2 separate regions of the Homo sapiens genome follow, and region 1 is linked to region 2. A link is a loop called in an ENCODE intact Hi-C map of the cell type or tissue named here. Cell type or tissue: CD4-positive, alpha-beta T cell. All regions are shown on one strand. Each heading gives the region's core, and the rest is flanking DNA. Links, peaks and the distances in the headings are about the cores only. Region 1 has its middle 91 kb from the start of MPP7-DT. Region 2 has its middle 38 kb from the start of MKX.

Region 1 (4,395 bases), core at 65-4,064, 610 kb after region 2:
AATATAATGTGCTTGAATCATCCCAAACCATCCCCAGCCTCCAGTCCATGGAAAAATTGTCTTCCACAAAACTGGTCCCTAGTACCAGAAAGGTTAGGGACCTCCTGCCATAGGTGATTCTGCAACAGTTGGTCTTTGAAGAACTTTGCCTTATAGAAGTAGCCTAGATACAGGCCTCTGACAACAGAACTAAAAAAGGGATTGATGCTTATCTAGCATTTCCTCTTTAAAATGTGTGCTTTTAGAAATCTTTTAAAAATAATACTCTGGTCAATTGTTTTATTTGTTTTAAAAAGCCATTGATTTACCATGTAGATTAGTAATTGACCATGAAATAGTCATGAAAGGAAGTATAGTTAAAGTAGAAAAATCGTGGCATTTCCAGTCAGTGGGACCAGGACCACCCATCACTCCTGAGCTGTGTAAGCTTGTACAACTGTCATAGGTTTGTTGCCCAATGCAAAGTGAACCAATATACCAAGACTCCAGGGGTCACAGCAGAGAAAGAGTTTAATAATAATAATCATAGCCCCGCTGGATGACAGGATGGGAGCAAACCTCAAATCCACCTCCCCACAAGGTTTGGGTATGGGGTTTGTAAGGAGTCTAGACAGGTGATGGGCTAAAGCATGGCAGTTGCTCATTGGTTGAGAAGTGACGGATGGAGTCACGGGGCAGGGAGATGAAGAAACTGCATCCCCGTGCTGAGGTGGCTACTTGATGGGGGTCTTCAAACTGGATGGTGTCAGCTATTTTGCTGGAATTCAGGATCAGAAAAAATATCTTAAGCAATTCTTAGGTAAAAAGGTCCAGTAGCAGCCAGGAGTGGTGGATCACACCTGTAATCCCAGCACTTAGGGAGGCCAAGGCAGGAGGACTGCTTAAGGCCAGAAGTACAAGACCAGCCTGGGCAATGTAGGGAGATCCCACCTCTACAAAAAAAAAATAATAATAATAATTAGCTGGGCATGGTGGCACACACCTGTAGTAGTAGCTACTCAGGAGACTGAGGCAGGAGGATCACTTGAATCCAGGAGTTAGAGGCAGCAGTGAGCTACGATTGCACCACTGCACTTCACCCTAGATGACTGAGTGTGACCTTGTCTCTAAAAAACATATAAATAAATAAATAAATAAAGGTCCAGTGCCAAAGATTCTACCTATAGGGACAATGGGGAGCAGGTGGTCAGCATGCTACATGCCTCTTGGATAGTTAGCAGCTGCAGGGAGGTGGTTTGAAGTGTATCAGAACACCCTGGCCAAGGCCTAACTATAATTCTGCCTAGAGCTGGCTAGTAATTCTCATTAACCTTGTGATGGCTGCTTCACTTCACTTTCATGAGCTTCAGTTTTCCCATTTGTAAACTCTAGGATAATATCATCCCAAATATGTATATTTCAAAGAGCCTGGCATAGCAGCTATCATTGTTTAATATAACCTACCTTATTAATAGATTAGGAACAAAGTCATAATCTCCATTGACACAGAAAAGGCATCTGAGAAAACAGAACATTCCGTTTAAAAAAAAAAAGTTAAATTAGAAATTGATGGAAAATTTCTAGTAATAGATGCTCAGGAAAATTTAAAGTTCCATCTGTTCTCTATCTTTCCTTCCCCTTCTTCTTTCCAGAAATAAAATGACAAAACACTAATAGGATTCTATGTATGTGAGTCTTCGTATAACAGGATGGTTTTATTATTTGTTTTTGTCGTCGTTTGTTTCCTGAGATGGAGTCTTATTCTGTTACCCAGGCTGGAAAGCAGTGGAGTGATCTCAGCTCACTTCAACCTCCGCCTCCCAGGTTCAAGTGATTCTCCTGCCTCAGCCTCCCAAGTGCCTAAAATTACAGGTGTGAGCTACCACGCCTGGCTAATTTTTTGTGTATTTTTAGTAGAGATGGGGTTTCACCATGTTGGCTAGGCTGGTCTCGAACTCCTGACCTCAAGTGATCCACCCGCCTTCACTTCCCAAAGTGCTGGGATTACAGACGTGAGCCACGGCACCTGGCCAGGATGCTAAGATCAGACATTACCAATCTGTTTCTACAGAGCCCCCAAGATGATGATGTTAGCTACTTCCATTTTGCAAAGTGAGGTGCCAGGACACACAGTCAGAACTTGCAAAGCAGATATTTAAAAACAGTTTTGTTACCCTTTACCGAGATCCCACCTGGAAGTTATGAAATACTTGCAGGTAGAGATTAAACAAGGTGTCTCTGGAGGGTATGACGGATGTGCTGTGAACGTCTCTCCACCACATGGGAAGCTTGACAACTGTCTCATACAGATGGAGCTTGATGTGTGCTTCAAAAGTAATCTACAGGCAACAGCGTAGCTGAAAATCCTTGGCAGGGGAAGAGGTAAGTTTGGGAAGTGCCTGTGCGCCCTCTAGTGGCAGATCTAAGGGGAGCGTATTCTATGGGCCAGATGTGGCCACGCAGAGCCCACCTGGGGTTTTCTTAAATCCTTTGGGGCCAGGAGATCTTATCAGAGGGAGGCTAAATCTGTCCTCCCAGAATCAGAGACATAAGATGCAATTCTGCATGAATCTAGAGAACAGCTTGTGAGAGAGGGCTCTGAAGAACCCACAAATTACCCCCACAGAATGGGCATGAGCAGATGGTGTGGGGCATGGGAGAATGAAAGTGTTTGCAGATCACACCCCAGGAATCTTGCTTGTTCAACATAACGACTTTTTTTTTTAACTTGGTGTAAAGGGAAAGTTATATAATATTAAAATTTTTCATTAAAAAATCATAGTCTGACGAATCTTTTTTTAATTTCTGGGAAAATGTAAACCCTATTTAATTCACCCTGTGACCCATAGAGAAGTCATTTGTTCACATTTTTTATGCTCACATTTATAGATCCTTTTCCTTTGCTCGGAAGGAAACAACTCAAGTGATTTTCTAATTGTAAAAAAATTCACCAAGTATAGAAAAAGTCTAAATAAGAAAGTAAAAAGGCCGGGTGTAGTGGCTCACGCCTGTAATCCCAGCACTTTGGGTGGTCGAGGTGAGAGGGTTGCTTGAGGCCAGGAGTCCAAGATCAGCCTGGGCAACATAGCAAGACCCCAACCCTACTAACAAAATAATAATAATAATAGAAGTAAAAATAACTTATAACTTTAACTCTCAGTGTTAAATACTGGTAACACCTGGCAACATTTTCTTTTGTTTTGGGGGGTTGTTGGATTTTTTGTTGTTGTTGTTTTTTGTTTCTTGTTTTGTTCTTGAGTCTTGTTCTGTCACCCAGGCTGGAGTACAGTGGCCCAATCTCGGCTCACTGCAACCTCTGCCTCCTGGGTTCAAGTGATTCTCCTGTTTCAGCCTCCTAAGTACCTGGGGTTATAGGTGTGCACCAACACGCTTGGCTAACTTTTGTATTTTTAGTAAAGACAGGGTTTCACCATGTTGGCCAGGCTGGTCTCGAACTCCTGACCTCAAGTGATCTGCCCACCTCCACCTCCCAAAGTGCTGGGATTACAGGTGTGAGCCACCACGTCCAGTTGAATTTCTCACATTCTAAAGTGCATTGATTATAACAGATTTTGGAGAAAAATAATGCATTAAATATATGCATTGATTTTTCTGGTTCATTCTGTCTTTGCGTGCTGGCTTATGACTTACTCTGGCCACACACTTTATGGCAGAAAATGCCCACTCTTTGCTCTCACATTTATATGGTACAGCTACAAGTCACATAAACAAACTAATCTCTTTTTCTTTTTATCTTCCACTGTCTTCTCCTCCTCCTCTTCCTTCTTTTCCTTCTTCTCCTCCACTACTTCTCCTTCCCTGCCTCTCTCTCTTTCTCTATTTTCCCAATTTAAATTATCAACAGGTGATTCTGGCAAGCCTCATTTGAGTTAAGTGCCCACTTAGTCAAAAAATCAACCAGGATGCCAGAAGCCCCCTTGTGTATTGTGGGGGGTAGGTGGAGTGGCAGAGGGCATTTAATTTGGGAATGAGGCAGACATTCCAGAATTCGTCTGCTATGAGAGCAGTGTGACTTGCACTTGATTGATGCTCGATATTTTCAATTGATTTGAACCAAGTTGAGAGCTTGTAAGAGTTTAATAATTCCCACGATGATCTAATTTCGGGGTCAATTTCATTTTGAACAGTTATGTAATAGGAATACTAAATAACCAACATTTTTTTTTTTTCTGAGACATTGTCGCGTTCTGTCACCCAGGCTGGAGTTCAGTGGCACGATCTCAGCTCACTGCAACCTCCACCTCCCAGGTTCCAGCGATTCTCCTGCCTCAGCTTCTCGAGTAGCTGGGACTACAGGCGTGTGCCACCATGCCTGGCTAATTTTTTGAATTTTTAGTAGAGACGGGGTTTCATCTTGTTTGCCAGGCTAGTCTCAAACTCCCGGCCTCAGGTGAT
Region 2 (4,395 bases), core at 84-4,083:
GAAGAGTAAATTCAAGAGATCTATTATACAACATTACACCCTGTTTTCCAGACTGGAGTGCAGATGTGCAATCTTGGCTCACTGCAACCTCTGCCTTCCGGGTTCAAGCCATTCTTGTGCCTCAGCCTCCCGAGTAGCTGGGAATACAGGCGCATGACACCACACTCAGCTAATTTTTTTATTATTAGTAGAGATGGGGTTTCACCATGTTGGCCAGACTGGTCTTGAACTACTGCCTCAAGTGATCCACCCAGCTTGGCCTCCCAAAGTACTGGGACCAAAGTGCTGGTGACTATAGTTAATAACTATGTATTGTATTCTGGAAAATTGCTAAGAGAGTAGATTTTAAGTGCTCTCACCACAAAAAAGATAAGTATATGAGGTAACACATATGCTAATTAGCTCAATTTAACTGTTCCATAATGAATACATATTTTAAAACAACATGTTGGTCGGGTGCAGTGGCTCACACCTATAATCCCAGCACTTTGGGAGGCCAAGCTGGGTGGATCACTTGAGGCAGTAGTTCAAGACCAGTCTGGCCAACATGGGGAAACCCCATCTTTACTAATAATTTAAAAAATTAGCCAAGTGTGGTGGCATATGCCTGTATTCCCAGCTACTCAGGAGGCTGAGGCACAAGAATGGCTTGAACCTGGAAGGCAGAGGTTGCAGTGAGCAAAGATTGCACCACTGCACTTCAGTCTGGAAAACAGAGTGTAACTGTGTCCCCCAAAAATAAAATTAAAATAAAATAAAATAAAATGAAATAAAATAAAATAAAATAAAATACATGCTGTACCCAATACATCTGTACAATTTTTACTTGTCAACTTAAATAAATAATAGATTTATCCTCAGGGCTGAGAAGTCTAGCCTTTCCCAGAAGACTGTTTTAGTTATCTATTGTGACACAACAAATTACTCAGATATCTCCAAATTTAGTAGCTTAGAACGACAAACTTTTATTACTTCACTCAGTTTGTGACAGTTGGAATCTGGGAATTGATTATTTGCATAGTTGTTGTTCCGGATCTTTGATGAGGTTGCAGTAAAGGTGTCAGATGGGGTGGCTGTCATCTGAAGGCTTGACTGGGGCTGGAGGATCTGTTTCCAAAATGGTTCACCAACATGGCTGTTGGCCAGGGACCTCAGTTCCTTGCTGGCTGTTGGCTAAGGGGCTCAGTTCTTTGCTGCCTGTTGGTTGAGGGCCACAGTTCTTTGCTGCCTGTTGGCTGGGGGCCACAGTTCTTTGCTGCCTATTGGTTGGGTGTCTTAGTTCTTTGCTGCCTATTGGTTGGGGGCCACAGTTTCTTGCTACTTATTGGCTGGGGGATTCAGCTCTTTGCTGACCATTGGCTGGGGTCTTCAGTTCTTTGCTGTTGGCTGGGGTCTTCAATTCTTTGCTGGCTATTGGCTGGGGGCCTCAGTTCCTTGCTGTCTATTGGCTGGGGGCCTCAGTTCTTTGCTGCCTATTGGTTGGGTGCCTAAGTTCCTTGATAACTGTTGGCTGGGGTCTTCAGTTCTTTGCTACTTGTTGGGGGCCTCAGTTCCTTGCTGCCTATTGGCTGGGGGCCTCAGTTCTTTGCTGGCTGTTGGCTGGGGGCCTCAGTTCCTTGCTGCATATTGGCCGGGGGCCTCAGTTCTTTGCTGCCTGTTGGTTGGGAGGCCTCAGTTCTTTGCTGCCTGTTGGTTGGGGGGCCTCAGTTCTTTGCTGGCCGTTGGCTGGGGTCCTCAGTTCTTTGCTGACTATTGGTTGGGGGCCTCAGTTCCTTTCTGTCTATTGGCTGGGGCCTCAGTTCTTTGCTGGCTTTTGGCTGGGGGCCACAGTTCCTTGAGGACTGTTGGCTGGGGTCTTCAGTTCCTTGCCATGTGAGCCTCTCCAAAGGGCTGCTCATGACATAGCAACTAACTTCCCCTAAAGAAAGCACTACACAAGAGATCCAGGAGGGGGCTGCACTGCCCTTCATGACTGTCACTTCCACTTGATTCATCAGAATTGAGTCACTAGTTAGGCTCTGCTTCTTGAGAGCTTGTCTGGAGATTCTAGCAGGGGAGTGCAGCTACTCATACACCCTTGACCAAAGAAGGGACCTCCTCTATCAGGGAAGGTCGTCCTCTTTGACCAAGCATGCAATCCATCTCTTGAACAGAGGAGTGGTAAGGAATTTGTGGACATATTTCAGAACCACCACAATTGCCATCAGAGGACAGTGAATAAAGGTGAGGTTCTTTTAGGAAGAAGTGAAGCTGACTGATGAGGAGACACTCATTGTTTTTTCTACCTTCCATTCCTAATTTTCTAGGTTTGTTTATTATTAATTATGCACATTTGAATTTTCCCAAAAATTTTCTCAGTGATAGAAATGTGTTTTTCTACTTTAATATTTTAAGGTGTTTGACCACATAATTAGGTTTTTTTTCTAACATTGAAACACTTTATTATTAATGGGACATACTCTTTAATGTCATTCTGTATGAGTATTTTATACATTGCTGATTTGATTTTGCATCTATGTTCCAGGGTGGAACTAGTTTCTTCTTTAGTCTTCTATTGTACTTGTCCAGTTTTGGTTTCAAGGCTATATTAGCCTTGCAAGATATTTTGGGTAGCTTTTCGTCTTTTTCGGGCTATGCCTAACTGTCTCTCTTGCTCTATGTTTTTGTTATTTTTGCTCAGCTTTTTTTGGCTAGTGGGTATCTTTTTATCTGAAAAATTTGTCTTTCTTAAGTATGGAATTTTCTTCCACTACTTTTTTTCCCCCAATAACCATTTTTAGCCTTTGGCTCCACAAGGAACTCACAGTTTTCATCCCTCTGCTTTATTTAGAGAACTGTTTTTTAGGCTTTATCCTGGTGAAAAATGCCACCATTTCTGTATGATACTAGCCTAGTTCTTCTGCAACATTTTAATCAGGTATCCGTTCAATAGTGTGTGGCTCATGTTGGATCCATGGCCCTGCTGACTCTAGCCTACAGTTCTTGATGGGAAGATGGTAACTTGCTTCTCTGGTAGTCCTCTGCTATATGTGATTGGAGTTAGGAAGGCTGGGCTCTGGTTTCCCCATAAATCCAGTCGTGTTTGCTTTGTGTCCTACAGAAATTCTTCACAGTATTTGGCTTGTTGATGCTATTCTTTGTTGGTTTGCAGCACTGTTATGTATTCATTCCTTCTACTGTTTATCTGTTTTGGAATTTCAATGAGATTTGGGGAGAAAGGGTAATAAATCCACACGTAGTTTTATTCAGTCTGCCATTTAGACTGAAAATTGCTTGCTGCTACACACTGACCACATAAAACTTGACCTATGCACAAGCATGTCCCACAACAGTGGCACTTAGAAACCATTATTTTTAAAAATATATGTTTTATTATGGTTTTCACTACAAAAGTAATACATGCATTTTATAGAAAACTTGTAAAATGTACAAACATAAAAAGAAGGAAAAAAAGATGCATTGACTAATCACCTCAATACAATTTATTTTATTTTATTTTATTTTATTTTATTTTATTTTATTTTATTTTATAGATGAGGTCTTGTTATGTCACCCAGGCTGATCCCGAACTCCTGGGCTCAAGGAATGCCCCAACCTCAGCTTCCTGAGTAGCTGGGATTACAGATGAACTCCACTACACATGGCTAAAACAATTTTATCAGGCTCAGGAATTTTCTTATAATTCTATTAAATATATATCTGTAACCCTATAGTATATATGCCTGCATATCTCTCCAGTTAGCACTACACTAGGAGCCTTTTTTAGTGTTGTTGCATATTTTTCATGTACTGTCATTTTTGAAATCACAATTTCCATGGTTCTAAAATATTGGTATTTTTCCTGATTATGTCCTTTGCATGTTCTGTATAGCACATAGTCCTATTTTATACAGAGTTTTCTTCTGTATTGCTATTGTGTATTTTATGACCAAGGATTGCTCACATGTTATCTTTCTATAATCCTTTCTATTATTTTCTTTGCTGTCGGGTATTTCTATGGTTGCTATGTTATTTCTTCACCACAGGCAGATCTAATAAGGCTTTCTCTTTCATCTCAATGTTGGTGTGCCATCTTGGGTTGCTTCTTACTTACCTGAGACCTCAGAATGTGGAGGGCTGGGCCTGCCGTTCTGGCTCTATTTGGAAGCCCGAGGCTCTGGACAGCAAAAGAGTGCTCAGGAAGTACCAGGTTAGTCGGATTTGGTGAATGAGTTCTGATCTTTCTTCTATAATTTAATGTAAAGCCCTGTGATGGGGTTACTTCCAACTAAGCAGTGGCCTTTCTTATTCCCTTGGGTAGTTTCCTCAAGCTTCAGATCCTTTCCTCAATTCAGGATATAGCACATCAGCTAAGAGTCACTCTTGTCACTCGTGCCAGCAATCCCAGAAATCCTT

The links. Hi-C counts contacts between places; a loop is a spot of excess contacts. Peaks named below come from ENCODE experiments on the same cell type or tissue, not always from the same donor. Only the 100,000 strongest peaks of a DNase experiment are listed, where the experiment ranks them.
Region 1: it touches region 2 in a loop (7-fold over the local background); 10 of 110 quality-filtered maps call a loop at or near these places.

What each region holds. Positions count from the first base shown.
Region 1 is chr10:28,391,761-28,396,155 of GRCh38, forward strand. No RefSeq gene overlaps it. Among named protein-coding and RNA genes, the nearest start is that of MPP7-DT, 91 kb to the left of the region's middle. In CD4-positive, alpha-beta T cell, for the core only: a CTCF peak has its summit at 2,374 (motif pointing left); a DNase peak (open chromatin) is centred at 2,391.
Region 2 is chr10:27,781,893-27,786,287 of GRCh38, forward strand. It overlaps the pseudogene RN7SKP132. Among named protein-coding and RNA genes, the nearest start is that of MKX, 38 kb to the left of the region's middle. In CD4-positive, alpha-beta T cell, for the core only: no CTCF peak of the experiment used is centred there; a DNase peak (open chromatin) is centred at 1,959; H3K27me3 peaks cover 321 bases.